Linked DNA regions of Homo sapiens: region 2 is linked to region 1. The links are chromatin loops, found by intact Hi-C in ENCODE. Cell type or tissue: mammary epithelial cell. All regions are shown on one strand. Links, peaks and the distances in the headings refer to the core of each region. The heading gives the core; the rest is flanking DNA.

What was found. Peaks named below come from ENCODE experiments on the same cell type or tissue, not always from the same donor. Only the 100,000 strongest peaks of a DNase experiment are listed, where the experiment ranks them.
Region 2: a loop joins it to region 1, with 22 times the contacts of the local background. A loop is called at or near these places in 1 of 110 quality-filtered maps.

The regions. Positions count from the first base shown.
Region 1 is chr1:102,541,086-102,556,648 of GRCh38, reverse strand. No RefSeq gene overlaps it. Among named protein-coding and RNA genes, the nearest start is that of OLFM3, 550 kb to the right of the region's middle. RefSeq lists a silencer at 5,581-5,700. In mammary epithelial cell, for the core only: a CTCF peak has its summit at 5,655 (motif pointing left); no DNase peak of the experiment used is centred there.
Region 2 is chr1:102,619,294-102,634,856 of GRCh38, reverse strand. No RefSeq gene overlaps it. Among named protein-coding and RNA genes, the nearest start is that of COL11A1, 480 kb to the left of the region's middle. In mammary epithelial cell, for the core only: a CTCF peak has its summit at 6,302; no DNase peak of the experiment used is centred there; H3K4me3 peaks cover 285 bases; H3K27ac peaks cover 339 bases.

The sequences.
Region 1 (15,563 bases), core at 4,126-8,125:
GTGTACTAAGTGCTTACTTATTTATTCAAGGTCAGTTCCTCTGTCATTATCATTTTACTTTCCTGGATCATAACTTTTCCCTCTACTGGATCGTTTCCATCAGGATCTAAGAGGCTAACTTTTGGCCTGGCACGGTGGCTAATGCCTGTAATCCCAGCACTTTCGGAGATGGAGGCAGATCATGAGGTCAGGAGATCAAGACCATCATGGCTAACACAATGAAACCCCATCTCCGCTAAAAATACAAAACATTAGCAGGGCATGGTGGCATGTACCTGTAGTCCCAGCTACTGGGGAGGCTGAGGCAGGAGAATTGCTTGAACCCAGGAGGTGGAAGATGCAGTGAGCTGAGATCATGCCACTGCACTCCAGCCTGGGTGACAGTGTGAGACTCCATATCAAAAAAAAAAAAAAAAAAAAAGAGAAGCTAACTTTTTTCTATTCAACAGTTTTATTTAAATATACAAAGAGAAAGGCTTACACTCACATTTTTCACCACTTTTCATTCATTCCTTTGCTTCCCTTGACAACAAAACTTTATCTACTAAAATTAAATAAATATCTCATATTATCTCCTATTATTTTTCCTATATATTCCCTTAAACTTCTTATAATTAGGTTTTAATCCCTATTACTTAAACATAACCACAATTATTATTGCTAACCGATACATCCATGTTTCTAAAACCTAGGCTCATTTCTCAGGCCTCATCCAATCTGACCCTTCAGTAGTGCTTGATATAGTTGATCACTCTGTTCTCTTTCTTCACTTGGCTTTCAAAAGAGCTAGATTTTATTCCACTTTTCCTTGATACTTTTGTTTAGCCTTCTTTTTTGTATACTACTGTCTCCTAACATGGGTGAGCTTTTATGCTCAGTCTCTGGACACCTCTTCCCTATCTGCACTACTTCCTTGGGAGAATTCTTCCAGTCTCACCCATGTGAAGGACTCCTACGTTTCAGTCTGAAGTCTTAACCTCTCTCCACAGTTCCCAATTTATATGTTCACCTGAGTACATAAAGATATGTGTGAATTCCTATTAAACAACTTATATTAATATATTTGAACTGGTGACCTGAACTTTTTTCCCAAATTGATGATCCCTCTTATCATTCCCATTACAGTGAGGACAAATTCATCTTTCTAGTTACTTGGGACAAAATCTTAGTGTGATCCTATATGGTTATCATGATCATACCTTATTTTTAATGTGAATGCTTTCTACTAGTTATATCTTCAAAATATATCCAGAATTCAACTAGTTCTTTCCACTGTCACAGCTTCCCCTCTGACTTAAACAAACATAATAAAGTGGGAAATTTATCCGACCCCTTTGTGAGTGGGGAACTGGAGTGTGGGTGATGGAGCTAGCTGGTTGCTTAGGCACCTGCAAAAGAGCAAAACTCCACCGATTACAACCCATTGCCCTCAACCTCTCATGAGAGAGAGAGCACACAGGTGCGTGGGTGCAGGAGCCAGGGCAAGTGCTTTTGGATGCTGACAGAAGCAAAACTCTGTGCGGGCCCCATGGCAGCATCAAGCAGGGAGTACCCATGACCCTTGAAGCCCCAAAGAGTGTTTTACAGTGCTCTTTAACTTTCCCATCTGTGGACAGCTTAAGTATTAAACAGTTCATTGGGCCCTCTGCCTTTTTGCATGAGGTGGTTGCTTGCCATCAGCAGGAGCAGAGGGTTAGTGTGGCAGCCTTTAGGATCTGTACCCATGGCACCTGAGGTCTTGTTTGGCATCCAGGAAAAGTTAATGAATGCAGAGGATTTTATTGCTGATAGAAGTGGCTCTCAGCCAGAAGGGGTGCTGGAAAAAATGTGGAATAGGCAGGTGATCTTCCCCTGGAGTCTGGACGAACTCCTCTCTGAAGCAATACCATCAAACCATTCCTCTAACATCAAGCTGCTTCTGTCCAATGTCAAATCATAGTCTCCGATGTCTAGCTGCTTCTCCTCTTCTCCTCCTCTCCTGCTCTGCTGGCAAAGCTTGGGGTTTGTGTGAGCACAGAATGGGGGTGGGGTATTAGGGGAACCCACCCCCAATATTTCAACATAGGTTCTTTTTATTTTCCCAAAGTGTTGGCCCGTCTGAGAAATAAAGAGAAAGGGTACAAAGAAAGGAATTTTACAGCTGGGCCTCCGGGGGTGACATCACATATCAGTAGGTCCGTGACGTCCACCTGAGCCGCAAAACCAGCAGATTTTTATGAAGGACTTTAAAAGGGGAGGGGGTGTATGAACAGGGAGTAGGTCACAAAGATCACATGCTTTAAAGGGCAATAAAGATCACAAGGCAAAGGGCAAAATTAGAATTACTGATGAGGGTCTATGTTCAGCTGTGAACGTATTGTATTGATAAACATCTTAAACAACAGAAAACAGGGTTCGAGAGCAGAGAACCGGTCTGACCTCAGATTTACCAGGGTGGGATCTTTTCCCCACCCTAAGAAGCCTGAGGGTACTGCAGGAGACCAGGGCGTATTTCAGTCCTTATCTCAACCATATAAGGCAGACACTCCCAGAGCAGCCATTTATAGACTTCCCCTGAGGAATGCTCCTTCCCCAGGGTATTAATTATTAATATTCCCTGCTGGGAAAAGAATTCAGTGATCTCTCTCCTACTTGCATGTCCATAATAATAAGAGTATTATTAGAGAAGTGATAAATGTCCATGAGATCTTCACAATTTATGTTCAGAGATTGCAGTAAAGACAGGTGTAAGAAATTATAAAAGTATTAATTTTGGGAATGGATATGTGTCCATATTAAAATGAAATCTTCACAATTTATATTCCTCTGCCGCAGCTCCAGCCGGGCCCTCCGTTTGGGGTCCCTGACTTCCTGCAACAGTGGGGTGGGTTAAGGGTGGTTTTAGAAAAGGCAACATTTGAACAGGAAAACAGGAATGCATGTTCTCACTTTGGGCCATGGTTCTAGGCTTGAGGGTGGGACCCTTGCTGGGTACCTGCATTATTCTGCCCAGAATTTTTCTGCCTCCTGTCCCCATCAATAATTTCTCACCTGGATTATTTTTATGGCCACCTACCTGAACTTTTTGCTACCATTCTTGTCTGATATGATTTGGTTGTATCCCCACACAAATCTCATCTTTAATTGTAGTTCCCATAATCCCCACATGTTATGGGAGGGACCCAGTGGAAGGTAATTTCATCATGGGGGCAGCTATCCTCATGCTGTTCTCATGATAGTGTGTGAGTTCTCACAAGATCTGATGGTTTTATAACAGACTTTTTCTATTTTATCATGCTTTCTTGCCTGCTGTTATGTAAGAACTGCCTTTGCTCCTCATTTGCCTTCTACCATGATTGTGAGGCCTCCCCAGCCATGTGCAACTGTAGGTCCATCAGACCTCTTTTTCGTTATAAATTAGCCAGTCTTGAGTATGTTTTTATTAGCAGCATGAGAACAGACTAATACAGATACTTGGTACCAGGTAGTGAAGAACAGCTGTAAAGACACCCCGCAAATGTGAAAGCAACTTTGGAACTGGGTAACAGGCAGAGATTGAAACAATCTGGGGAGCTCAGAAGAAGACAGCAAGATAGGAAGATCTGGGAAGTTTGGAACTTCCTAGAAACTTGTTGAATGGCTTTGACCAAAATGCTGACGGTGATATGGACAGTGAAGTTCAGGCTGAGGTGGTCTTGCAAATAAGGAAGTTATTGGAAACTGGAGTATAGGTGATTCTTGCTATGGCTTAGCAAAGAGACTGGCAGTATTTTGCCCCTGCCCTAGAGATCTGTGGAAATTTGAACTTGGGAGAGATGATTTAGGGTGTCTGGCAGAAAAAAATTCTAAGCAGCAAAACCTTCAAGAGGTGACTTAGGTGCTCCTAAAAACATTCAGTTTTATTCATTCACAAATATATGGTTTGAAATTGGAACTTATCTTTAAAAGGGAGGCAGAATGGTATTGCCTAGGTTTTCTTCTATGGCTTTTATGGTTTTAGGACTTATGTTTAAATCTTTAATCCATCTTGAGTTAATTTTGTATAAGGTGTAAGGAAGGGGTCTAGTTTCAGTTTTCTGCATATGGCTAAGCAGTTTTCCCAACACCATTTATTAAATAGGGAATCCTTTCCCCAGTGCTTGTTTTTTTTCAGGTTTGTCAAAGATCAAATGGCTGTAGATGTGTGGTATTATTTCTGAGGCCTCTGTTCTGTTCCATTGGTCTATATCTCTGTTTTGGTTCCAGTACCATGCTGTTTTGGTTACTGTAGCCTTGTAGTATAAAGTCAGGTAGGCATGGGCAAAGACTTCATGACTAAAACACCAAAAGCAATGGCAACAAAAGCCAAAATTGACAAATGGGATCTAATGAAACTAAAGAGTTTCTGCACAGCAAAAGAAACTACCATCAGAGTGAACAGGCAACTTAGAGAATGGGAGAAAATTTTTGCCATCTATCCATCTGACGAAGGGCTAATATCTAGAATCTACAAGGAACTTAAACAAATTTGCGAGCAAAAAACAACCCCATCAGAAAGTGGGCAATGGATATGAACAGATACTTTTCAAAAGAAGACATTTATGCAGCCAAGAAACATATGAAAAAAGCTCATCATCACTAGTCATTAGAGAAATGCAAATAAAAACCACAATGAGATACCGTTTCACACCAGTTAGAATGGTGATCATTAAAAAGTCAGGAAACCACAGATGCTGGAGAGGATGTGGAGAAATAGAAATGCTTTTACACTGTTGGTGAAAGCATAAATTAGTTCAACCATTGTGGAAGACAGTGTGGCAATACCTCAAGGATCTAGAAACAAAAATACAATTTGACCCAGCAATCCCATTACTGGGTATATACCCAAAGGATTATAAATAATTCTACTATAAAGACACATAAACACATATGTTTATTGCTGCACTATTCACAATAGCAAAGACTTGGAACCAACCCAAATGCCCGTCAATGTTAGACTGGATACAGAAAATGTGGCCCATATACACCATGGAATAGTATGCAGCCATAAAAAAAGAATGAGTTCATGTCCTTTTCAGGAACATGGATGAAGCTGGAAACCATCATTCTCAGCAAACTAACACAGGAACAGAAAAACAAACACCACATGTTCTCAGTCATAAATGGGAGTTGAACAATAAGAACATATGGACACAGGGATGGGAACATCACATACTGGGGCCTGTCCGGGGGCAGGGAGCATGTAGAGGGATAGCATTAGAAGAAATACCTAACGTAGATGATGGGTTGATGGGTGAAACAAACCACCATGGCACATGTATACCTATGTAACAAACCTGCATGTTCTGCACATGTGTCCCAGAACTTAAAGTATAATTTAAAAACAAAGGAAGCAAAGCATAAAAGTTCAGAACATTTGCAGCCTGATGATATGATAGAAAAGAACAGTCTTTTTTCTGATGAGAAATTCAAGCTGGCTGCAAACATTTGCATAAGTAATGAGGATCCAAATGTTAATTATTAAGACAATGGGGAAAATGTCTCCAGAGCATCTCATAGGTCTTCAAGGTAGTCTCTCCCATCACAAGCCAGGAGGCCCAGGAGGAAAAATATGGTTTCATGGCCTGTGCCCAGAGACTTGCTGCTTTTTGCAGTTTGGGGACTTGGTTGGAGCCCTCACACAGAGTCCCTACTGGGGTGCCACCTAGTGGAGCTATGAGAGGGCCACCGTCCTCCAGATCCCAGAATGGTAGATCCACCAACAGCTTGCCCCATGTGCCTCAGAAAGCCGCAGACACTCAATGCTAGCCTGTGAAAGCAGCTGGGAGAGGGGCTGTGCCTTGCAAAGCCACAGGGGGCAGAGCTGCTCAAGCCTGTGAGAGCCCACTTCTTGTATCACATGACCTGGATGTGAGACAGGGAGTCAAAGGAGATTGTTTTGGAGCTTTAAAATTTAATTACTGCCTTGTTAGATTTTGAATTTGCATGGGTCCTGTAGACCCTTTGTTTTGGCCAATTTCTCCCATTGTTAATGGGTGTATTTACCCAATGGTTGTACCTCCATTGTATCTAGGAAGTAACTAACTTTTTTTTTTTTTTTAACTTTACAGGCTCATTGGCAAAAAGGACTTGCCTTGTCTCAGGTGAGACTTTGGACTTGTACTTATGAGGTAATGCTAAAATGAGGCAAAACTTTGGGGGACTGTTGGAAGGGCATGATTTTGTTTTAATATGTGAGGACATAAGATTTGGGAGGGGCCAGAGGTAGAAGGATATAATTTGGTTATGTCCCCACCCAAATCTCATCTTTATCTGTAGTTCCCATGATCTCCATGTGTCATGGGAGGGATCCAGTGGGAAGTAATTTCATCATGGAGGCAGTTACCATCATACTGTTCTCATGATAGTGAGTGAGTTCTCACAAGATCTGATGGTTTTATAAGGGACTTTTTCCCTTTTGCTCATGCTCTCTTCCTTGCTGCCTTGTCAAATATGCCTTTGCTCCTCCTTCACCTTCCCCTGTGATTGTGAGGCTTTCCCAGCCATGTGAAACTGTGAGTCTATTAAACCGCCTCCTCTTTATAAATTAGGTGTTCTCAGATATGTCTTCATTAGCAGCATGAGAATGGATTAATACAGTCTCACTGTATTTTATTTTCAGTATAATCTCCCATGTTTCCTCTGCTTCAACCACAATAACTTTCTGTTTTTGTTTCATCACAGTCATTGGTCTTCTACTCTAAATTTCTCTGGGATTCATTCTATTACTTACTTCGGAGCCATTTTCAAAACTAGCCTTCTCAGTCATGTTTTATCTGACTATATTTATATCTTAGACTCCTTCCTTGATCTCCTATTCTCTTTCCCTGCTTTCGTTTTTGATAGAATATTCTAACATACTATGCAATTTCCTTATTTATTTTTATTTATATTTGTAGGTCCCAGAGCTTTAGATGCACATGGGCAATAATATTTTCTATTTTGTTCATTGATATATCCCAAGTACCCAGAAGAGTACATAGCACATAGTAGGTGCCAAAAAATATTTGCTGAAGAAACAAATTATTACCAGAACATATTTGCTTTATTTTAAAATACATGTGTTATGACTTTAACCATGTAAAACTTTACATGGATAAAGGAGGGAAAGAAAAATTACCATGTTTGCCACTGGGTATCTTTTTTTCAGGGGACTCTAAGTAAACTTTTTCTTCTTCTTATTGCTCAGCATTTTTTATAACAAAGGTGTATTACCTTGGTAATAATAAATAATAAATTATAGTTTATTTATTCAGTAATGAACAGGTATATATAAATATCAAATGCATTCCTTAAAATAATAATACATAACTAAAAATATTATTATCACTTTCAGTCATTTATTTTCTCTTTGTTATATTTTTAACTATCCAGAGGCATACTATTAGGTCATACATTAGATTCAGAAGACAAGCAAATAAAAATATCATCAATGTCATGTTGAAAGTGACTATAGTAATTAAAAGCATTATCCATCATTAAAATTTTCTTATGATATTGTATGACTTCAAGGTGTGATACATTGACTTAAATTTTAGAAAATACCAAGTAAATTTCCAGTTGCAACAAAATCTTTGTTAAGGGTTTTATGTTGATAAAGTCTTAATACAAAGATGGGAAATAAAGTATGACATTACATTGCCAGATAAATAAGAGATTAATAAAATGCCTTTTTCTTTGAAGCACAGGAATATTCTATAAATCAAATTTTCTTAGTGTATATGTCTAAATGTGATTTTTAAAATTCATTCCTGTATGTCAGCAGCAAACATTTCCTGAGCTCTCATTGTCTAGGCACTATAGATTAAAACTATCTGGGCACTATATATTAAAAAAAAAGTAATAAAACTCTATTATCACTTCAAGGAGCTTTCAGGCAAGAAGGAAATGAATAGAGAAAAACATAATCAAATGCAGTATAGTAGGTATTATGATAGACATGTTTGCAGGTTTCTGCAATGTTTATAGAAGAGGTCCCTAAGCCAGTTAAGTTCAGGAGTTGCTTACTGCTGGAAATAAAAATATTCTCTTTAGTATGTACAGTGCACTGAAGAGCAATAGATATTTATTGACTGAAGTTTGGTAATCTCATGTTAGCATCCATAACATCAATATTTATTATAATGAGTTGTGAGAAATTAGACTGAATCTTTACTATTTCCTGGGCAATTCCTGGAAGTTTGTTTTCTGTAACATTCTACTGCCAGCTTTTTTATATTTTATTTGTGATTTAAAAAGCTAAGTAAAATGTGGAAAAACTTGAGGTAACTTAAAATTGCAGTCAGTTGTATACAATAAAAGCATTTGAAGATATTCTAACTTTAAAAACATCACTTCTGTGTTTTTAAAGACAATCCAGAATTGCTTTTGCTTTCGAAAGCTTTTAAATTGTTTTTCAATAGCTTTTAATTTGGAAAATTCCAATTATTTATTAAAAATTTTCAAAATACATTAATGTATTTTTAAAGGATTCATATAGCTTACACTTAACAAGAATTCTAATTTTATTTTACATAATGAAGTGTTTATAAGGCAAATAAAAAATGCATCACCTACTCATGGAGATCAAGAGTGTATACTGATCTAGGGATATAATGAAATCATCATGATCCTCATTTGAAGGTTGCTTAAATACCAATTTTTACAAAACTGTCATTTTATGCATTACTTTGTGATATATGTGATTATTTGTGGTTTTTCATTTGTGTGTATACCCTGAATGTTGACAGATAAGAGGAGTATTTCAAAAGATTTAGATTACTTCCTCTCAGCTATAAGCCCTATGTCCTAAAATATACAGAGATGGAAGGGTAGATGACTCAGGAAAACAAATCGGAACCTCTGTCATTGCTGTGAGCCCAGACTTGCCTGAGGATTGTACCAAATTAAGTGTCTGTAAAAGAGATTCTAATATCTAATGTGGAAGCAAATTGTATTGGAAGTATTTATCACTGATGTGCTGTTGATCTATGCTTCATCCTTTTGAATTAGGCAGAACTTGGGATTAAGTGACAAAAACAATGAGGAAAAAGCATAGAATAGTAGCTTTCTAATATTTATTATCAAAACATTTAGAAATTTAAAATGGAACTGCTTTATTTGAAAATGTATTTTATAATAAGCTTTATTTTAAAATATGAAATATCTCATTAAAAACATGCCCTAAGCAGTTGCCTATAAGCAATCACCTACTTATTCAAATGTATCCTTATGCTGCATTGAGCTGGGCAGAAAGGCCAGAAAAAAAGAAGTAAATACAGGTTGTACCCTCAGAATGCTTATCATCTGGGAGGAAAAACTACAGTTATACAAAGTAGCACAGCACAGGATAAAAGTGAAGAGAGCTACCAGCAAGTTTTAGATGAAGAAACACGACCTAAAGCCTTTTATATCTGTATGAGCTTCAGGTTAAAAGTCACCTCCTTAGCCTCTCCTCCCTTACTGTATACTAATTTACATCCATATTTAATTACTGAATTTGAGTAAGGCACTATACTTTTTTTAGGTGTGTGCTGTCATTTGACTGTGCCCTCCATAAAACGTGTGTTGGAAACAACTCTTAATGCAATATTGTTGGGAGGAGAAACCTAATGGGACATATTTAAATCATGAGAGTGGAGTCCTCATGAATGGATTAATGTCAATTATAAAATAACCTGAGGTTTCCAGTTTGATCTCTTGCTTTATTTCACTCTCCTTTTGACCTTCCGCCATAGAATGACATATCAAGAAGGCCCTTACCAGATGCCAGCCTTTTGATCTTGAACTCACAAGCCACCAAAATCATGAGCCAATAAATTTCTGTGTATTATAAATTATACAATCTCAGATATTCTGCTATAGCAACAAAAAATGGACAAAGACAGAAAATTGGTACCAAAAAGTTGGGCTATTTTTACAACAAATACCTGAAAATGCAGAAGTGGCTTTGGAAGTGGGTAATGGGTAGTGCCTGGAATAATTGGAGGAGCAGGCTAGAAAAATGTCTAAATTGTTGTAAACAAAGCATTAAGGGCAATTCTGGTGAGAGCTCAGAAGAAGAGCTTTAGGGAAAGTCTGAAACTTCTTATAAATTACGTAAGTTGTCATAATCAGAATGCTGGTAGAAAATGAGACCTCAGATGGAAAACAGAAATATATTTCTGGAACCTATAATAAAGGCCTTTTTTGTTGCAGAGGGCTTGGCTGAATTGTGTAAATGCTCCAGGACTTTATGAAAGACAGATTTTAGGAGGAATAAACTAGGATTTCTGGAGAAAGAAATTTCTAATCAGTAAAGTGCTCAGGGTACTGTGCGGCTTTGTTTAGGCATGTTTAGTAACATTCAAGAGGAGAGAAATTACTTAAAGACAGACTTTATAAGTAAAAAGAAAACAAAGTGAAAATGTTGGGAAAACTCTCAGACTGGTCAAGTAAAGATTAAAAATACATACTCAGGAGAAAATGCAAAATGTGTTTCCAAGAGACCATTTGTTAAAGAGATTAATATGGATAATATGATGAAAGCTATGTTCTATTCAACCAACCAAAGGGAGAATTACGTCAAAAGCATTTCAGAGATGTTTAAGGCAAGCTAGGATCTTGACAGAAAGTTTTCCAGAGAGGTGCCCACAGCATCCCAGCATTGGCTGCTCTGTGCTACCTCAAGTCAATGCTTTGAGCATTTTGTGCTCTTTGGCCACCACAGCGATGACTCAAGCCAGCCCAATATGGCTGGGGCCACCATTCCAGAAGATTTAAGCAGTAAACCTTAACAGTGTTGACATGGGGCTAATTCTGAAAGACGGAAGAATGTTCCTGTGGAGGCATAACTTTCCCCAACTAGATTTTCAAGGTTGTCTCAGACAGAGAATTATCACAGTGGCAGAGCCATGTCAGCGACTCCTCACTAGGGTTATACTTAGTGAAGCTATGGGAGTGAGGCCTCCTCCAAGACCTCAGAATTGTAGAGCTACCAGCGTTGCAGGCACAATATTTCAACCTTTCAGAGCTACTGCATGGGCTGACTTCAGCAAAGCGTAGGGGTGGGGCTGCCTGAGTCTTTGGGGGCCTAGCCCCAACTCCAGTATGCCCAGAAGGCCAGACATGGAGTCAAGGAAGATTATTCTGGAGCTTTAAGAGTTAGTTTTGCTTTTCCTGTTGGGTTTTGTAGTTACTGAGAAACTGTTACCTCTTTCTTTTTTTCCCTTTTGAAATGAAAATGTCTATTCTACACCTGGTCCACCATAGTTATTTTCTAAATAGCTAACTTGTTTAATTTCATAGGCTTACAGCTGGAGAGGAATTTTCTTCACTGTGATGTGAGCCTTGAGTTTCACCCATGCCTTGAGTTTCACCCATATCTGATTTAAGATGAGACTTCAAACTTTTGACTTTTGAGGTAGTGCTGGAACCATCACAGTTAAGACTTTGAGTGTCTCGAGATGAAATGAATGCATTTTACATTTGAGAACTACATGAATTTTGAGGCCAGAGACAGAATGCCATAGTTTGGATGTGTCTCCCAAAAAGCATGTGTTGGAAACTAAATCCCCAATGCAACAATGTTGGGAGGTGGACCCTGATGGGAAGTGTTTAGGTCATAAGGGTGGAACTCTCATGAATGTATTAATGGCTATTGTAAATGGGCCTGAGGCTGCAATTTGGATCTCTTGCTGTCTCTTGCCCTCTGTTTGCCATTTCACATGGGATGATATAACAAGAAGGCCCTTCTTGATCTTGGACTTCCCGTTCTCCAAAATGAGCCAAAAAATTTATATTAATTATAAATTACCCAGTCTCAGATATTCTGTTATAGCAGCACAGAGAAGACTAAGACAATTTATAAATTTACCCATAAATAAAATTACATATTATTAAATGTTAGTAGGGTTCTCACATACAAAATTATTTCTTATGACTTTAGCATCCTTAAACATACACATTCTCTCTTTCCAGAAGTTCATTCCCATAATAAACATACCCTGCTGTCAAGCCCACAGTCATATAATACTCCTGGATTTAATTATAATTATCTTTGCAGAGCTCAGTGTAAACAGTTTATCTTGTGGGATATCTATACTCATTCCTCAAGACTGGGTTAAATTCCCACTTATTTCACATAACACCCTATGTTTGTTCATATTACAATACTTAACACACTCTATCCATAGTTTTAAATTTATTTGTCTGAGCCGTCACTAGATAGTGTGCTTCATCTAGGTATAGAATCTTTTCTGTTTATCAAAGATACTTTAATCCATAGCTAAGTTCATGGATATCAATTTAAGGATATTTTTCCAATTTTCTATGTGTACATATGTAGAATGCACACAAACAACTGAATATTCAAACATTAGTGCAGACTCTATTATATGATATCCATTATATGTATATTAAAAAGGATAACACCTGTTTTCAGAGACTCGAGGTATAAATGAAAGAGATGTACTCGTAATTTTTAATATGAAAAATCTGTGGAATTGTGAGTTTTTTTACATGAGGTTTATTCTTATTAAAAATGTTGAAAATAAATTATTAAAATATTTAGGTGATATGGTTTTATTAATAGAAAAAATATTTCAAAAATTAAAAGATTTTTGTGTATGTTATATACAGTTAGTTTTTATCTCATCACTTAGTGTGCATCAGAAAACCAGCAGTGTGGCAGCAAGTAAGAAAAAAACCGGTAACAGATGTATCTACTACATGCAGGTACTGGACAGTCTGGATTTGCCAGGCAAATTAGGTGGAGCGTACTGGAAGGGTACAATTTTAATACAAATGAAATAAACAGTCCTTATAAACATTTCACTAATGCCTTAGGGCTTTCCCTAATAATAATTTTCTAAAAAAAAAAAAGTCAAGATTTTGACTGTAGGGGATTTTAAAATCATAACGATGTTGAATTATTAATGATCTGAACTGATCTTTTTTATTTTCCTTTCTAATCCAAGAAATCTTCAGGGTAGCTGTTTGAAGAGTATTCCTTTTTCTATATTCTGCTTTAGGCATTCATAAATATACTTAAAAACACTCTGTCAGATACCACACAATCAAATAATCAAGGTCACTTAGGAGACTAAATTAAACTTCTGATACACATTCACTATTGTCGTTTCAGCACATTTTTGATGAGGCTGTGGAAGTGCTTGCTTGAATGTCATTCCTACTTGCTCTCTAATGGTTTGTCTGCCTGCTTATTGCACATCAGATTTCAGAGCCTCACAGAATGAAATGAAGTTGTCTTCCTTAAAGTCATTTTCCTTTATACTATATTAATTCTTTAAGACAGTATATTAAAGATTTACTTTATATTACAGTGTAATTAGTGAAGCTCTTGGGTTACACTGTCATTCAAAATAAAACCCCATCCCAATTGCCCCATTTACTGGTGGAAAAGCTCTGGCAAGGATTTACACTAAAGCACAGCTTGTTGACAGCATATGAAAATTAGAAAGATATAGTTTGGTTTAAATGACTGTAAAAGTAGGGATCAACATCTGTGGGAATGATTTTCAAAACTGCAGTGGCATAGAAATCATTGCAAGTGTTAAGTAGTTCCAAATAGAAGCCTGGTAACAATTCAGAAATATATTTTTCCCTTTCCAAATAAGAGAAATGTCCAAATTATTTTCTGGTTTGGGATTAAACACTAATGATAGATTTATTATTACTTTTTAAATTTAATGAATTCTGAGTTTTACCTTCTTTTCCACATCTTCCTGGGAATAATTAAGTGAGCAATGGAAGAAGAAAATAGCAACACGTTAGGATACAATGAAATGCAACATAACTAAGTATTCTACAACTTATATTAACAGAAGATTAGTGTAATATGAGTTTTCAATCATAAAATGTTATCTTTAAAGAATAAGATTTTTTAACCGAATTCATTTTTTAAATATATATGTAAGCTTTTCCATGAAAAGTAAATATATTCTTAAATTTAAAAAGCATTAAATGTGCTATTAAGTATTAATTATATTATGTCATCAAATGAATGATAGTTACAGTCAGGAACAAATGAGATTCTTCTTTACCCATTTTATTTGTATGAGTAAATGTGTTGGACCTGATAAAAACCAGTACATTGACTTCACAGCTAAATTCTTTATTTTACTTCTTTCTATTTTTTTAGTGGAATATTTATATATTATAAAATATAAATAATTTTAATAGGTTAAAAACTAATGAACAGGCCGGGCGCGGTGGCTCACGCCTGTAATCCCAGCACTTTGGGAGGCCGAGGCGGGCGGATCACGAGGTCAGGAGATCGAGACCATCCCGGCTAAAACGGTGAAACCCCGTCTCTACTAAAAATACAAAAAATTAGCCGGGCGTAGTGGCGGGCGCCTGTAGTCCCAGCTACTTGGGAGGCTGAGGCAGGAGAATGGCGTGAACCTGGGAGGCGGAGCTTGCAGTGAGCCGAGATCCCGCCACTGCACTCCAGCCTGGGCGACAGAGCGAGACTCCGTCTCAAAAAAAAAAAAAAAAAAAAAACAAAAAAAAACTAATGAACACAAATATACAAATCACCAGTTTAAGAGTCTATTACCAACACTTGAAAACCCTGCATTTCGTCTTTGTATCAACCATTAGTCAATTCATATGTAACCACTATCTAGAAATTTCACCTAATTCTTTTATAGGTTTACTGTATGTATATTATATACTTCCAAACATCATATTGTTTAATTTTACATAGAATTAAATATTTTATAAATTGTACAATATGAATGTATTCTTCTGCTATTACAGTTTTCTCCTAAATGCTATGATGTTTATATGTGTATTTATGATTCATTTATATTCATTGCTATATAATTGCTATAGTTTGAATATGTTCCCCAGACTTCATGTGATGGTAACTTAATCTCCAATGCAACAGTGTGGAGAAGTGAGACTGCTAAGAGGTAATTAGATAATGAGGGCTCTGCCCTCATAAGTTAATTAATATTATTATCACAGGAGTTTGTTAGTTATCACAGGAGTGGGTTTCTGGTAAAAGGATGAGTTCAATTCCATTTATTCTCTCATGTGCATTCTCCCTTGCCCTTCTTCTTTTGCCGTTGGATGATGCTGCAAGAAGGTGCTCACCAGATGTGGGTTCTATGGGACTTAGCCCACAGAACTACAAGAAATAAATTTCTGTTCTTTACAAATCACCTAATTTCAAGTATTATGTTGATATGGTTTGGATTTGTGTATCCCCACCCAAATGTAATGTTCAACTGTAATCCACGATGTTGGAGTTGGGGCTTGTGGGAGGTGACTTGTTCATGGGGACAGATTTCCCTGCTTTGGTGCAGTTTTCATAATAGAGTTTTCATGATACCTGGTTGTTTAAAAGTGTGTGGCACCTCCTCCTACCTTCCTCCTGCTCCTGCCCTGTAAGACATGCCTGCTTCCCCTTCTGCCATGATTATACGTTTCCTGAGGCCTCCCTAGAAGCAGAAGCTGCTATGTTTTCTGTACAGGCTGCAGAACCATGAGCCAATTAAACCTCTTTATATATATATATATATAAAAAAATTACCCAGTCTCAGGTATTTTCTTATAGCAATGCAAGAATGGACTTATATATG
Region 2 (15,563 bases), core at 4,439-8,438, 78 kb before region 1:
CTAACAAAGCACAAATGAAATCTAGAATTAGTGATAAAGGAGAGAGGTGATGAATAGCAGTTATGTCCTCAAGGTGAGTGACTGGAGCATAGAATGTTGCTTGTTTTGCAAACTGTCTTGTATCTTTGTAAACAAATAATGTGCCTTGCCACCCCTGGTGATATATTGGATTTCACAGAAGGCATGAGTAAATCTGAATGATGCAAAAAGTAAACTGTATTGGATACCTGTTGTGTGTGTGCTGCTTTCTTCAGATTCTTTTCCTTTGTTGTTATTTTAGTCACTGCTATAACAAATAATTTTAAACAGACTTCTGCCACTTTTGCTCAGGTGCAATCTATGTGCTTTGCTAAATATAGCTTCAATGATGTCTGGCTTCTTACCTTGGGGCTAACCTTTGAGTTACCCATGGGAACCATTTTGCCATTCCTTCATGTGTAGCTTGTGTGGAATGGTTACTCCTATAGGGCAACCCTTGACCAATAACTACGGAAGCTGAGGGACAAGTGCTTTCTCCTTTCTTCCCATTGGCAGAGAGTTATTTTATATATATATATACACACACACACACACACGCGTGCACACACACACTAATGCTTCTCAGAAGTTCCTGGAGATAAAATAGCCAATTAAGTATGGGTGGCAAACTCAGTAACTCATTTCTCTATTGGCTTTACTTTCTCTGCTTCATTCCCTCTGTTCTTCATTCCTATTCCCTGAGTTATCTTCTCAAGGAAACTTTTTGAAAAGGAGCCCTGTTCTTAGTTTCTACTCTTACAGACAAGGTAACACCCTAATACGATAACATTTTGCCAAGCCACCAGTTGAATGAACATAGAGAAAACTAACAATTTATGTTTTTAGTGTCTTAAGCTTAACATTTATTTGGTGATTCAAATATTATTTATTAATTAAAGGTATGTGTATATGTGCACATATATTTTTATATAGGTATGTGTATATGTATGTGTACTTGTTCTCTGTCTCTCTCGCACACACACACACACACACACACACAAAGCTTTTAGCTACTGGTTTAGAGGAAAAGGTTTAAAAATAAAATCAGAAGAATTTATGCCCCTAGAAATGTATAAGAAATCTGATCCAATACATAAAATTTTAATTTAGGAATAGGAAATTGAGAGTGATAGACATTTTCCTAACTTTTAAAAATGTGTACTATGTTTATATTTCTTTAGGCATGTTCACCTGCAGTCTTTAGTCTACGTAATAATCTATTTTAAATATTATTTGCATGCATTTATGTTAGATCTAGTAAAGGTTTTGTCAGCTTAAAATCATATATATAATTAGCATTGCATTTTTTCTCCTTCATGATACTTTGATTATGTTCATCATACTGAAGCACATTTAAAGTCCAGAAATTAATCTTGGTCACACATTTTTGGTCATAATTTTATTTATAATTTACAAATGAAAAATAAAAAAATCTTATAGTGCATAACTGTAAAATGTCAAATTTGGCAGTCTAATGGATCAGAAAATATAAAGGGATCTTACTTGTTCAGTATCATAGAAAAAATTATGAATTTTACATATTTTTCCAGACAATATAATTTATTTTCAGTACAAAATAATCTTAACATATCCATATCAATTATTATTTTAAAAATTAGTTGATTTTTTAACATTTATTAAAGAAAGTATTTCAAACATAGTTTAAGCTTTTCAGGTTTTCTTCATTTGAAACATCTATTTTTCCATCACCTTCAACCTCATTATCATCATTTAATTCAGACCATAAATGACTAAAACATCATGTATAATTTTCCTTGTTCATTTCTCTTTGTCTACCATCTTTAATATTTCTCATCCTCAAAGTCATATAATATATGCAGCTCATTAAATTTTGTATTCAATACAATTATGTTTTGCATTGCTTTTGGTATTTTATGTATATTAATTTTGACTTTTCAACATACAACCACATAATAAACTCTTAAAGGCAAAAGTAATATCTTTCATTATTTAATAGGTACTCTATTTTTAAATCTTGGAACAATACTGAATGTATCTTTTGAAAAATAAGCATTTTTATGTTTAACTTAATTACAGTCATAAAAAATACTTTTCTGTATTATACTAGCTTCATATGTGTAGTTTCAAACTTTCTAAAGCCAGAAAACCCTTTGATCAAATGAAACTTACCTTTAAACAGGACAATTATAAGCATAACTGCTCCAGTTGAAATGGGTTAAGGGTAGCAAAGTCATACAAATGTCTCTTGCTTTCAGTCAGCTGGCCTGAGATGTGTATTGAGTTTCAAAATGTTTTTTCTATAATATGTAGTCTTATTAAATTCATATAATGGCTTATTAAGTATTTTAGAATTGAAATAACCATATAAAGTATTTCCTATGATTAGTATTTATGATTTACCACTTATAATGCATAACAACTGTATTTCAACTATATTTTAAGATATGTTTTGGATAATCAGGGGGATTAGAAACAGAAAATCATCAATCCTACCAACATTTATTAAGCACCTTCTACATGCTTTATAGGCTCTGGAATACAGCAGTAAAGAGAACAAAATATCCCAGTCTTTAGTCTCAGGGATTTTGCATTTTGGAGGAGAAAACAAGCACAACACACATGATATCAGGGGTAGTTAGGGCGACAAAGGAAAAATGAAGTGAGGTAAAACAGGTACAGAGAGATGGAGAAGATGAAGCTGTTACTATTTTTAATAAGATAATTAAGTGAAGATTTTCTGTAAAGATGAATTTGTGTGGAAATTTGAAGATACTGACTTAAAATGTTGCCTGCTTATGTTGGAAGCTGCTTTATTTCTGTTTTATGCATTATTGCCTGCTATGTTATAGGTTTAGTGGAGGCGGTTTTATTATAATCATAGCTTAAATGCTTTCAAAGTTCCCCTTGATTCCAGTCTGATTCCATGTTCAAGTGATAAAATACTCCAGACTCATGAATATCCACTTAACGTGTTTTAGAAAGATATGTGAAAGCTATAAAGCACCAGGGTTCTTATAGAGGGATTACTGTGTAAAGCTTCAGGATTGAAATGTAGCATATTTCATTCCTTATTTGTTCAATGAAATGAAAAATTGTATAATAAAGTGGTCCTAACTATGTGTGACGAGTATACATCAAACTGTTTTCTTTTGTTATGAAATTAGAGTAAGAACTTAGTGTTTATGTGTAGTAGGCCATCCGCTCAAGGGTCCCATGATTTGTCACCATCACACGATGCAGTATAGAAGTTGAACATTACCAGCTTGAAGCCATGCTCAAACATAATGACAGTGGTTTATGTTTATAAATAATCCTTCTCTTAGCAATTCAAAGTCCTTCATATATCTTTCTCATGTGTTCATACAACTGTAATGAAAATTTAAGAGACTGCTAACCACTCTCTTTTCTCCCAGAGACTAAAAGTAAGGCACAGTCAGGTTAGCCTCATTGCCTCAGGTAAGTCAACCACTTAGCAGCAGAGCTGAGAATAGAACTCAGCCTTCTGACTTTTTCCAAGGAGCAAGTTTCAAAACCTTGCTTCACTGGAAGAAGTTTGTGCTTTTTGTCATTCCCAGTGGCAGAAAGGTAAAAATAAAAGATTGCCTATGTCAAAATCTTGCTACCTTTACAAAGGTTAGCTTTCTCGTGGTTCAAAAAATAGGCTTTAATATTTTTTCTTTTTTTAAAATGAATCCAGAAACTATAAGAAAGTCTTGGCAAATCATGGAACTAGACTCTTCTTTTTATTTCTAATATATCAGTGTCAATATTTTTAATAGAGTCTACATGGCATTACCCTAGTCATTATTCATTTAAAAATACCAAAACAAACAAACTTGCTAATCCAATCTGTAAAATGGCCATGAGTTTAATTTTGCAAATGTTATTGAGATCTATTTAGTAAGAGTGGGATATCCATCAAGAGTCATAATGATATTTATAAAATATGTATAGCTGCCTAGTCTACTTAAAAGGAACATCCAGCACAATCAGGGCAATAACTACCTTTTTATAAAACATTATTACTGGCCGGGCGCGGTGGCTCACGCCTGTAATCCCAGCACTTTGGGAGGCCGAGGCGGGCGGATTACGAGGTCAGGAGATCGAGACCATCCCGGCTAAAACGGTGAAACCCCGTCTCTACTAAAAATACAAAAAATTAGCCGGGCGTAGTGGCGGGCGCCTGTAGTCCCAGCTACTTGGGAGGCTGAGGCGGGAGAATGGCGTGAACCCGGGAGGCGGAGCTTGCAGTGAGCCGAGATCCCGCCACTGCACTCCAGCCTGGGCGACAGAGCGAGACTCGGTCTCAAAAAAAAAAAAAAAAAAAAAAAAAAAACATTATTACTGTTCTATTAGTGCTATAAACAAAGTATTGTGCTACTCCAGTGAAATGAACATTATTCACCAATTGGAACCAGCAAAGATTCCATGAAATGCTAATTGAAACTTGGATTTTGATGGGCATATATGAGGGATAGTAGGGAACTTCAAGAAAAAAAGCGTGGTGTGCAATCTGCCACAAAAATGGGATGAACCCTAGCAATTGTTGCTGTCAGCAAGATGTCTAGGTGATGACTACTACTTTCTTCTCTTGCTTTGGCCTGCTAACTGGTTCTGCTGCCTTCTTGAGAGCACACACCTTGAACTGCTGCTGGCTGGCTATGATGCTCATCAGCTCATGTTGGGCTTGCACTTTGAGCACTATTCCCTTGTGCTGCTTTGTGCTGCATATGCTGAGTCTTAACAATTCTCTGTTACAGATTTAACTGATCAAAGTCAGGAGTTTCAATAATTGGTGTGTAGGGATAGGGATATGTGATTTGGGCCCTTCTTAAAGTGGTCCTGTGTTGTCTGTATCTGCCTCTACTTATCTTTATGTCTCACATTGAATTGTGTGTTCTCATTCCAGCATAAGGAATACCTGACACTAGCCTCAATGAATGATGTTTATTCTGTGAGTATTAGATGCGTATCTAAACCAGTTATTGGACTCTATTCTGTACAGCACTCAGGAGAAAGAATGATGTACTATGCAACATGTGGGTTCATCAGGTGCTCACTTATATATGGGAAAAGTGTCACCATGTGGTCAGTGTGAGAGCCACATTCCTAAAAGCAGCTGAATCACTAGGACCCTATAAAATGTATTTGCTGTTTCTGCTGCCAAACACAATATGTGGCATTCAAACTTCTTGGGATTTCCTAGAAATACGTAAGTTCAAAGAATGACTGAATATAAGGGTGCATATGAAGGTGGAGTGCACAATAAAAGTAATAACAGGGATGAAAGGAGAAGTTACCATCCATGGTAAATAGTGTGCCAGACACTGGAAACTAGTATAAGATCATTGAAAATCCTGCAAGCTAGACTAAGGGTTTAAGATATTACTAGGAAATGTTGAGCTGTTGAAATGTTCTGAAGAGAAGTGAGTTTTAGAAACATTATGTTGTTGTGTTGGCATACTATATTTGGGTCTCCAATCAATCAACCAACCAATCCGTTTTTAACAGGAATAAAAAAATCTTGCCAAATTTAGAATCATTGTTTTACTCTACCTGGCATAGTAGTTACACAGAAATTTTGACAATCTGTCTGAATTAAAATTCAGGCTCCGCTGATCACTATTGTGTGACCTCGGGAAAGTTACTTTATCTCCCTGCTCTCAGGTTTTATCATTTTTAAGATGGGGATAGTTATTACACCTGCCTCTTATGACAATGGTGACAATTAATTGATTTAATATATTTAAGACATTTATAATATGTCTTATAAAATACATTTATAACTGTGTCTTACATATAGTAATCACTGGTAAAAAGGTAGTCACTTAAAAATATTTAATAAGTAATATCCATTCAACAAATATTTATTGAGTGCATATCTTTTAGGTACCGTTTTAAGTTCTCACAATATGGTAGTGAACAAACTGATGAAACAAACAATAGAAACACAAAACTACCTTCACGTACTGTTTCAAAATAGTTGTATTTTGGAGCATTTGGGAGGTTTGAGAAAATACAGGAGAATTTCGAGTTAAAGCCTCATCATAGACTTTTGCTGACACGTTGAGCTGCTCAGCCCCCAGACTTTTTTCCTCTTGAGAGGAGTGCCCAGTGTGTGGGTCTTTGCAGGAGACCTACTATGAAGTTTGGATGTTTCTATATATTCCTCCTTTCTCCTCTCTGGCAGCTGAAGCACTGTTTCTCTCAGTATGATGCTCTCACCAGGAATAAAAAGCCATACATTTGAAGATTATTTACTCAGCAGGCAGTGCAGTTAAGAGTCCAGTGGTGCCCGCAGTAGCGGTAGTTCAATGTTAGCAGGGCTGGTGGCAGCACCGTGTGCATGACAAGACAAGACACTGATTGTTTTATTAGCTGGTTGCCGCTCCCTTTCCTGTCTTTCAGATGGAATCAGTTTCATTTTCTCCAAATGTTAACATACAAACAAGCAAATAAGTATATAAAAATTGAGGCTACACTTTAGCTACCTCGAGTCCAATGGTCCATAGCCTTGTAGCCAAAAATTGTTATCCTGATTTCCCTGAAACACTAGCTTTTACAATAAACAAAACATGAAATGTAAGCTTTTTGTCTTTGTCAGCATAATTCAGTGAAATTAAACCAGTCAGCTACAGACAAATCAGCATAGACAGCTGTACTTTCCCTAAAAGGAATATATGTTTATAATAGCCAGTCACAGTGAAGATCCATGTACTTCTTCATTTATGCTTTATAAGCTGCACTAAAACTGCTGAGAGAAGAGCTGTTTCGCATTTCTGGTTTGAAATCTTCCAGTTTGTGAACTGTTTTTTTGCATGCATAATAAACTATAACATTTTTCTAACTTTGATCTGATTTTAGTTTTGACACAACCAAGGACCTTAACTTGCCTAAGGCTTTGATGGTAGTCAAATCACTCATTATAAAACAGCTACTAGAGTGAAGTCAGAAGGAGGCTTTAATTCATTCAACCAAAATATATAAGCAGCTTCTCTGAGCCAATCACCATAATTGAGCAAAAACAGATATCATCTCTGCCTTCTTTAATCAAATATCATACATATAAATGTAAAATTACAGCTATAATAACTCTTTAGAAGAAGAGGCACATTATACATGATTACTTAAAGCAGGAAGATTTGACCTGATCAAGGATGTGAGGGCAGGCCTTTCTGAGATTTTGACAACTGACTGGAAATCTAATGGTTCTATCATTAGCCAAAAGAAGGCAAGATAATGGTACTCCATTGACAGGGCACTGTCTACAGATCATAGTGATTTACAGAGTGAGACTAGAGAAATAAGTGTGCACTGTATTCAGGAGCCAGTGGATTTGGTGCAAGATATTTTGGCCAAAGTAATCACTTTCCTCTAATTCAGGCAAGAGTTGATAGCAGCTCAAGTTATACATTGAAAGTCATGGCAAAAACTGGAATTACTTTTGCACTAACCTAATTCTTTTGGCATTAGAAAGAAACAGAAAGATTTGAGATAAATTTAGAAGAAAAGCATTTAGAGAATTTGGTTCTGGCTTAGATGTGAAGATAAAGAGGAGGGACATATTCAGATCGCTTGTTTGTTTCTGGCTTACCTAGGGTAGCAAGTCATCTGAATTCAACTGAACACAGAAGTATGCACTTGTTTGTTCGTAGTGATGTTAATCACTGAAAGAACAGTCATGGAAAACACCACTTTTTGGTTAATGATCATTATTTTAGTAATGGGCTTGTTGAGTTTCAGGATCTTATAGGTATTCCAAGTTTATCAAATAAGTAGTTGTATTTATTAATCTGGTTGTCAAAAAGAGCTCTAGTTTGAAGATACAATTTTATCAATTGTATGGGTCTAATTTAAGAAATAAGTGTGTGTGAGGCAGCCTAGGGAAATAATTTTGAATGAGAAAACAAAAGAGGCTAAGATAGCAAGTGCTGGCCAGGATATATAGGAAAGAGAACCCTTGTGTGCTATTGGTGGCAATGTAATTAATACAGCCACTATGGAAAACAGTATGAATATTCTTCAGAGAACTAAACATAGGATTGCTGTATGATCCAGTAATCTTATTTCTGGATGTATATCCACAGGAATTGAAACTAGTATGCAGAAGAGACTGTATGTAGTATGCAGAGAGCCTGTACTCTCACTTTCATTGCAGCATTATTTACAATAGCTAAGAAATGAATACAGCCTAGGTGTCCATCTTCAGATTAATGGATTTAAAAAACATGTTATACTTATATACAGTGGAATACTGTTCAGCCTTCAAAAGGAAGGAAATTCTGTCATTTAGGACAAAATGGATAAACCTAGAGTACATTCTGCTATGTGAAATAAGCCGGACACAGGAAGGCAAATACTGCATGTTCTCACTTATATGTGCAATCTAAAGCAATTGAACGCATAGAAGTCAAGAGTAGAATGATGGTAACAAGATCCTGGAGGAGAGGGGAAGAAAATGTTAATCAGAGCATACAAAGTTTCAATTAGACAAAGAGGAATAAGACCAGGCACAGTGGCTCAGACTTGTAATCCCAGCACTTTGGGAGGCTGAGCTGGGAACCCAGGAGTTTGAGACTAGCCTGGGCAATATAGTGAGACCCCATCTCTGCAAAAACAAAAATACATTGTTTGGGTCTGGTGGTGCACACCTGTAGTCCTAGCTATGTGAGATGCTGAGGTGGGAAGATGACTTGAGCTCAGGAGGTCCAGGCGGCGGTGAGCCATGATTGTGCCACTGTACTCCAGCCTGGGCAACAGAGTGATATTGTCAAAAAAAAAAAAAATGACAAAGAGGAATAAGCTTCAGTAATCTATGGTACAAAATGGTGACTGCAATAAATAATAATGCCTTGTATGTTTCAAAATTTCTAAAAGAGTAGATTTTACATTTATTTCACTACAACAAAAAAAATAAGTATGTGAAGTGATGAATTTGTTGATTAGCCTGATTTAATCATTCTACATTGCAAGCATTATATCAAAACATCACACTGCACCCTATGAATATATAAAATTATTATTTATTAATTATAAAGTAAAAATAATTGTTCAAAAAAGAAACTAAAATTCACTTTAAGAATTTCCAACTATTAATGGTAAGTAGAGAAGACTGAATGATCCCATGATAAAGACTGGGAGAATGTGATGGGATTATTTTTTTCTCTTTTGTCCCAGATTTATTTATAAAATGAGTGGCCTGAAGATATCTGATACTACTCAACTATCATTTAATCACTAAGGAAAAAATTTATGCTGTTTTCTTTCATCTCAGAGCTTGATGATTTTACAGGAAATCTTTTTTATGTCTCTGCATGGTTAAGGCTTTATTAGTAAATTTCACTGGAACTTTGGTTAATGGACAAACCCTGGAAATTAAAAGATGACTGAAGAGGTATTGACAACTCTGAAGAGATTTGTATTTCTGGAATTATGAGTTTGTCTCTAAAAGGAGAATAAAACTAGGAACCTTGAAGACGGTCCAGAATATGTAAAGCCAGAGACACTTATCATCCTCTTTTGGACATTTATCTGTTTACATTTCAATGGTAGGAAGCCAGGGGTTTTTCTCTTCTCCTTCCAGGGAGAATTTGTAGTATGGAGATATGTCCCTCTCTCAGGAGAGGAAAGGGGCAACATATATCAGCTGCCGTATTCATATTTTGGGATTCCTCTCCTGTGATGCAGAGGCGTAAGCACAGAGATGTACATCTGGCTTTCATGGGATCAAGCCAGAAGAAGGAAAGACTAAGGCAAGGGCAACCAATGCACTGATCACTGTAAGAAACAATATTTAGAAAAATATGAATAAATTTACATATTAAAACTTACCAATTTCCATAACATTTGTTGTTTTTGGCAGCACAGTTGACCTTTAAACAACGTGAAGCTTAGAAATGCCAACCTCCTGTGGAGTTGAAAAATCTAAGTATCGGGAGCCTCTGCGGCTCAGACTGGTTGCCCTGGCACTCGGGGAGGCAAGGCTACATGTTCGAGGCCAACCTGGTCAACATTGATTAAAAAAAAAAAAAAAAAAAAAACTTTAAATAGCAAAGACTTGGAACCAACCCAAATGTCCAACAATGATAGACTGGATTAAGAAAATGTGGCACATATACACCATGGAATACTATGCAGCCATAAAAAATGATGAGTTCATATCTTTTGTAGGGACATGGATGAAATTGGAAATCATCATTCTCAGTAAACTATCGCAAGAACAAAAAACCAAACACCGCATATTCTCATTCATAGTTGGGAATTGAACAATGAGGACACATGGACACAGGAAGGGGAACATCACACTCTGGGGACTGTTGTGGGGTGGGGGGAGGGGGGAGGGATAGCATTGGGAGATATACCTAATGCTAGATGACGAGTCAGTGGGTGCAGCGCACCAGCATGGCACATGTATACATATGTAACTAACCTGCACATTGTGCACATGTACCCTAAAACTTAAAGTATAATAATAATAAATTAAAAAAAGAAAAATCTATTATTTTTGACTCCCCCAAAACTTCACTACTAATAGCATATGGTTGACATGAAGCCTTACCAATAACACAAAGAGTTGATTAACACATATTTTGTATATGTATTATGTATCATATACAGTATTCTTACAGTATACAGTATTTTTACAATAAAGAAAAAAGGTTATTAAGAAAATCACAAGGAAGAGTAAATATATTTACTATTCATTAAGTGGAAGTGGATCATCATAAAGGTTTTTATCCTCATCTTCACATTGAGTAAGCTGAAGAGGAAGAGGAAGAAGAGCAGTTGCTTTGCTCTTTCAGGGGTGGTAGAGACAGAATAAAATTCACATACAAGTGGACCAGTGTCATTCGAACCCATGTTGTTCAAGAGTCAACTGTACTTCAATATATATAGTTAGTCCCAACAGAGATGGAACTGATCTTCAGAATGGCAACATATAAAATATCTTAAAACTTTCTAACCATCAACCATATATAATCAGCCATATATGATCTCACACTGCTTTGAACCACCATGATACATCCATCATATTTAATGGTGCTTAACTTATTTTTCCTAATAATATACCACTGGTACATTCATAGCGGTCCCAATTAAAATCATAAGCTAATTGAATATAAGAGCTATATCATATTTATTTAAACATATTACTAGGACATTGTTTTACCACAATGAATATTTGTATAATCTAATTGAATTGACAAGTTTTTATGTGATTTTAAAACCTACACATGCAGCCCTGAGGTTAAATGTATAGGTAACAGGTTACTCATATAGAAAGGCTTACCCCCCCTCCTCTCCACACATCTCCCATATGTCTTTCTTATTTTCATGCATCTGTCCAAACCATTCCTTTGGGAATATTTAGAAGACAATTTCACTTCATATGTATATAAACAGGGCTTGAGATTGTTGAATAAATTTACTATTCAGAAAAAATCATTGCTAAAAATAATTATAAATTATTACATTAGTCATATGAATTACTCCATGAATATTTAAGACTTCTGAGAGGTAACTTTATTGTGTCTTTCCCAAAAGATAAGTAATTCAGTTTTATGAGGAAACAGTTTTCTACAGAGAAGAAGAATAAAGAAGAAAGAATATTAATAGTTTTTGTTTCTTTCCCTTACTTCTGGGAATCTTATGTATATGCTTTCCACAATACTTTAGTTGAAGAGATGCACGTGTAGTAATTGTAAGAAGTGGTTTGGCACTCAATGTTCTCACTTACAAGCCTGCAGGCTTAGGATAGTTTAAACAAACCAGGCGTGGAAGGGATCCACCAGCACAGCACAGCTGCTCTAGCAAAACGTGACCAGACTGCTTCTTTAAGTGGGACCCTGATCAATTCCTTCTCACTGGGTGAGACCTCCCACGTGGGGCCCCCAGCTACCTCCTACAGGTGTATTCAGGCTGGCAACAGGTTTGTATCCCCCTGGGATGAAGCTCCCAGAGGAAGGGGTAGTCTGCCATCTGTGCTGTCTCACAGCCTTCACTGGTGATAATTCTGTGTACTGGAAAATCTGAGGTGACTAGGGTCTGGAATGGACCCCTGGCAAATTGAAGCAGCACTATGGAACAGTGACCAGACTATTAATAGGGAAAATAAAAAACCCAAATCACATCCAAAGGTCAGCAACCTCAAAGACCAAAAGTAGATAAGCCCACACAGATGAAAAAGGATCAGCACAAAAATTCTGAAAACTCAAAAGGCAGAGTGTGCTCTTTCCTCCAAATGACAACACCTACCAGCAAAGGTTTAGAACTAGGCTTAGGTTGAGATGGCTGAAATGACAGAAGTAAACTTTATAATGTGTATAAAACAAATTTTGCAGAGCTAAATAAGCATGTTGTAACCCAATGCAAGGAAGCTAAAAATCATGATAAAACAATGCAGGAGCTGAAGATAAAATAGCCAGTATAGAGAAGAGCATAGCTGACCTTATAGAGCCGAAAAACACACTACAAGAACTTCACAGTGAATCGCAAGTATTCATAGTAGAATAGACTAGGTGGAGAAAGGAATTTCAGAGCTTGAAGACCAGCTTTCTGAAGTAAGACAGACAAACAAGAACAGAGAAAAAAGAATAAAATAGGAACAAAACCTCTGAGAAATATGGGATTATGTAAAAAGACTGAATCTACAGCTGATTGGGGTACCTGAAAAAGATACGGAGAATGGAACCAATTTGGGAAACATATTTCAATATACGATGCAGGAAAACTTTCCCAGCCGAGCTAGAGATGCCAACATTCAAATTCAGAAATGCAGAAAACCCCCACAAGATACTCCATGAGAAGATCTTCCCCAAGACACATAAACATCAGATTTTCAAAGGCAGAAAAATGTTAAGGGCAGCCAGAGAGAAAGGCCAGGTCACCTACCTAAGGAAACCAATTAGACTAACAGCAGACCTCTCAGGGGAAACCCTGTATAGCAGAATATATTGGGGGCCAATATTCAATATTATTAAAGAAAAAACAAATCCAATCCAGAATTTCTTATCTGGTCATACTAAGCTTCATAAGCAAAGGAGAAGTAAAATCCTTTTTAGGAAAGCAAATGTTGAGGAAATTCATGACCACCAGATGTGCCTTACAAGAGCTCTTGAAGGAAAAACTAACTATGAAAAGGAAAAGCTGTTACCAGTCACTACAAAAACACAGGAAACTACACAGACCAATGACACTATAAAGCAACCACGTAAACAAGTCTGCAAAATAACCAACTAGCATCATGATGACAGGATCAAATCCACACATAACAATACTAACTGTAAATGTGAATGAGGTAAATGCCCCAACTAAAAGACACAAAGTGGCAAGCTGGACAAAGAACCAAGAACCAAGACTCATTGGTATGCTCTCTTCAAGAGACCCATCTAACTACAAAGATACACATAGATTCAAAATAGACAGATGAAGGAAAATTTACTGAGAAAACATAAAACAGAAAAAAGCAGGGGTTGCAATCCTAACTTCTGACAAAACAGATATTAAACCAATAAAGATCAAAAAAGACAAAGAAGGGAATTACATAACAGTAAAGGATTCAATTCAACAAGAATAACTATCCTAAATAAATATATGCACCCAATATAGAAGCACCCAGGTTCATAAAGCAAGTTTTTAGAGACCTTAATAGAGACTTTGCCTGCCACATATTAATAGTGGGAGACTTTAACACCCCACTGACAATATTAAACAGATCATCAAGAAAGAAATTTAACAAAAATATTCAGGACCTGAACTAAGCCTTGGATCAAATGAACCTGATAAATATCTACAGAGCTCTCCACCTCAAAACAAAAGACTGTATGTTCTTCATATAACCACAAGGCACTTACTCTAAAATTGATTGCATAATTGAGAGTAAAATGCTCCTCAACAAATGCAAAAGAACTGAAATAATAGCAGTCTCAGACCACAGCACAATCAAATTAAAACTCGAGATGAAGAAACTCACTGAAAACCATAAAACTACATGGAAATTGAATACCCTGCTCTTGAATGACTTTTGGGTAAATAATGAAATTAAAGCAGAAATCCAGAAGTTTTTTGAAACTAACGAGAACAGATACAATATATCAGAATCTCTGGCACACATCTAAGGCAGTGTTAAGAGGGAAATTTATAACACTAAATGCCCACATCAAAAAGCTTGGAAGAAATCAAGTTAACAACCTAACAGTCCCACTAAAAGAACTAGAGAACCAAGAACAAACAAACCTCAAAGGCAGTAGAAGACAAGAAATAGACAAGATCAAAATGGAACTAAAGAAGATAGGGACATGAAAAGCCATTCAAAAGATCATTGAATCCAGAAGCTGTTTTTTTAAAAATAATAATAAAATAGAACACTAGCCAGACTAATTTTAAAAACTGTCGATTCTAATAAACACAATAAAAAATGAAAAGGTGGCTATTACCACTGACCCCATAGAAATACAAATAACAATCACAGAATATTATGAACACTTCTATAGATGTAAACTGGTAACTCTATAAGAAACGCATAAATTCCTGGACACACATCCTCCCAACACAAAAACAGGAAGTAATTGAATACCTGAACAGATCAATAATGAGTTCTGAAATTGAGGCAGTAATAAATATCCTACCAACCAAAATGCCCAGGACCAGACAGATGCACAGCTAAATTCTACCACATGCACAAAGAAGAGCTGGTACCATTCCCACTGAAACTATTTCAAAAAATTAAAAAAGAGGGACTCTTACTTAACTCATTCTATCAAGCCAGCATCATCATACCAAAACCTGTAAGAGGTAACAAAAATTTCAGGCCAATATCTTTCATAATCAATGCAAAAATCTGCAACAAAATACTGGAAAACCAAATTCAGCAGCACATCAAAAAGCTTATCCACCATGACCAAGTAGGCTTCATCCCTGAGATGCAAGGTTGGTTCAACATACACAAATCAATAAATGTGATTCATCACATAAACAGAACTAAAGGCAAAAAGGCAAAAATACATGATTATCTTAGTAGATGCAGAAAAGGCTTTCAATAAAATTCAACATCACTTCATGTTAAAAACTCTCAACTAGGTATTGAAGAAACATACCTGAAAATAATGAGCCATCTATGACAAACACACAGTCAATATCCCTATTAAATAGGCAAAAGTTGGAAGCATTTCCCTTGATAACTGGCACAAGGCAAGGATACCCTTTCTCAACTATTCAACATAGTATTGGAAGTTGTGGCCATGTCAATCAGGCAAGAGAAGGAAACAAAGGGCATTCAAATAGAAAGAGAGGAAGTCAAATTATCCCTGTTTGCAGATGACATAAGCCTATGTCTAGAAAACCTCATCATCTCAGCCCAAAAGCTTCTTAAGCTGATAAGCAAACGCAACTTCAGTAAAGTCTTAGGATGAAAAATCAAAGTGCAAAAATGCTAGCATTCCTGTACACAAACAACAGTCCAGCTGAGAGTCAAATTACAAATGAGCATCCATTCACAATTGCCACAAAAAGAATAAAATATTAAGGAATACAACTAACAAGGGAAGTGAAGCACCTCTACAAGG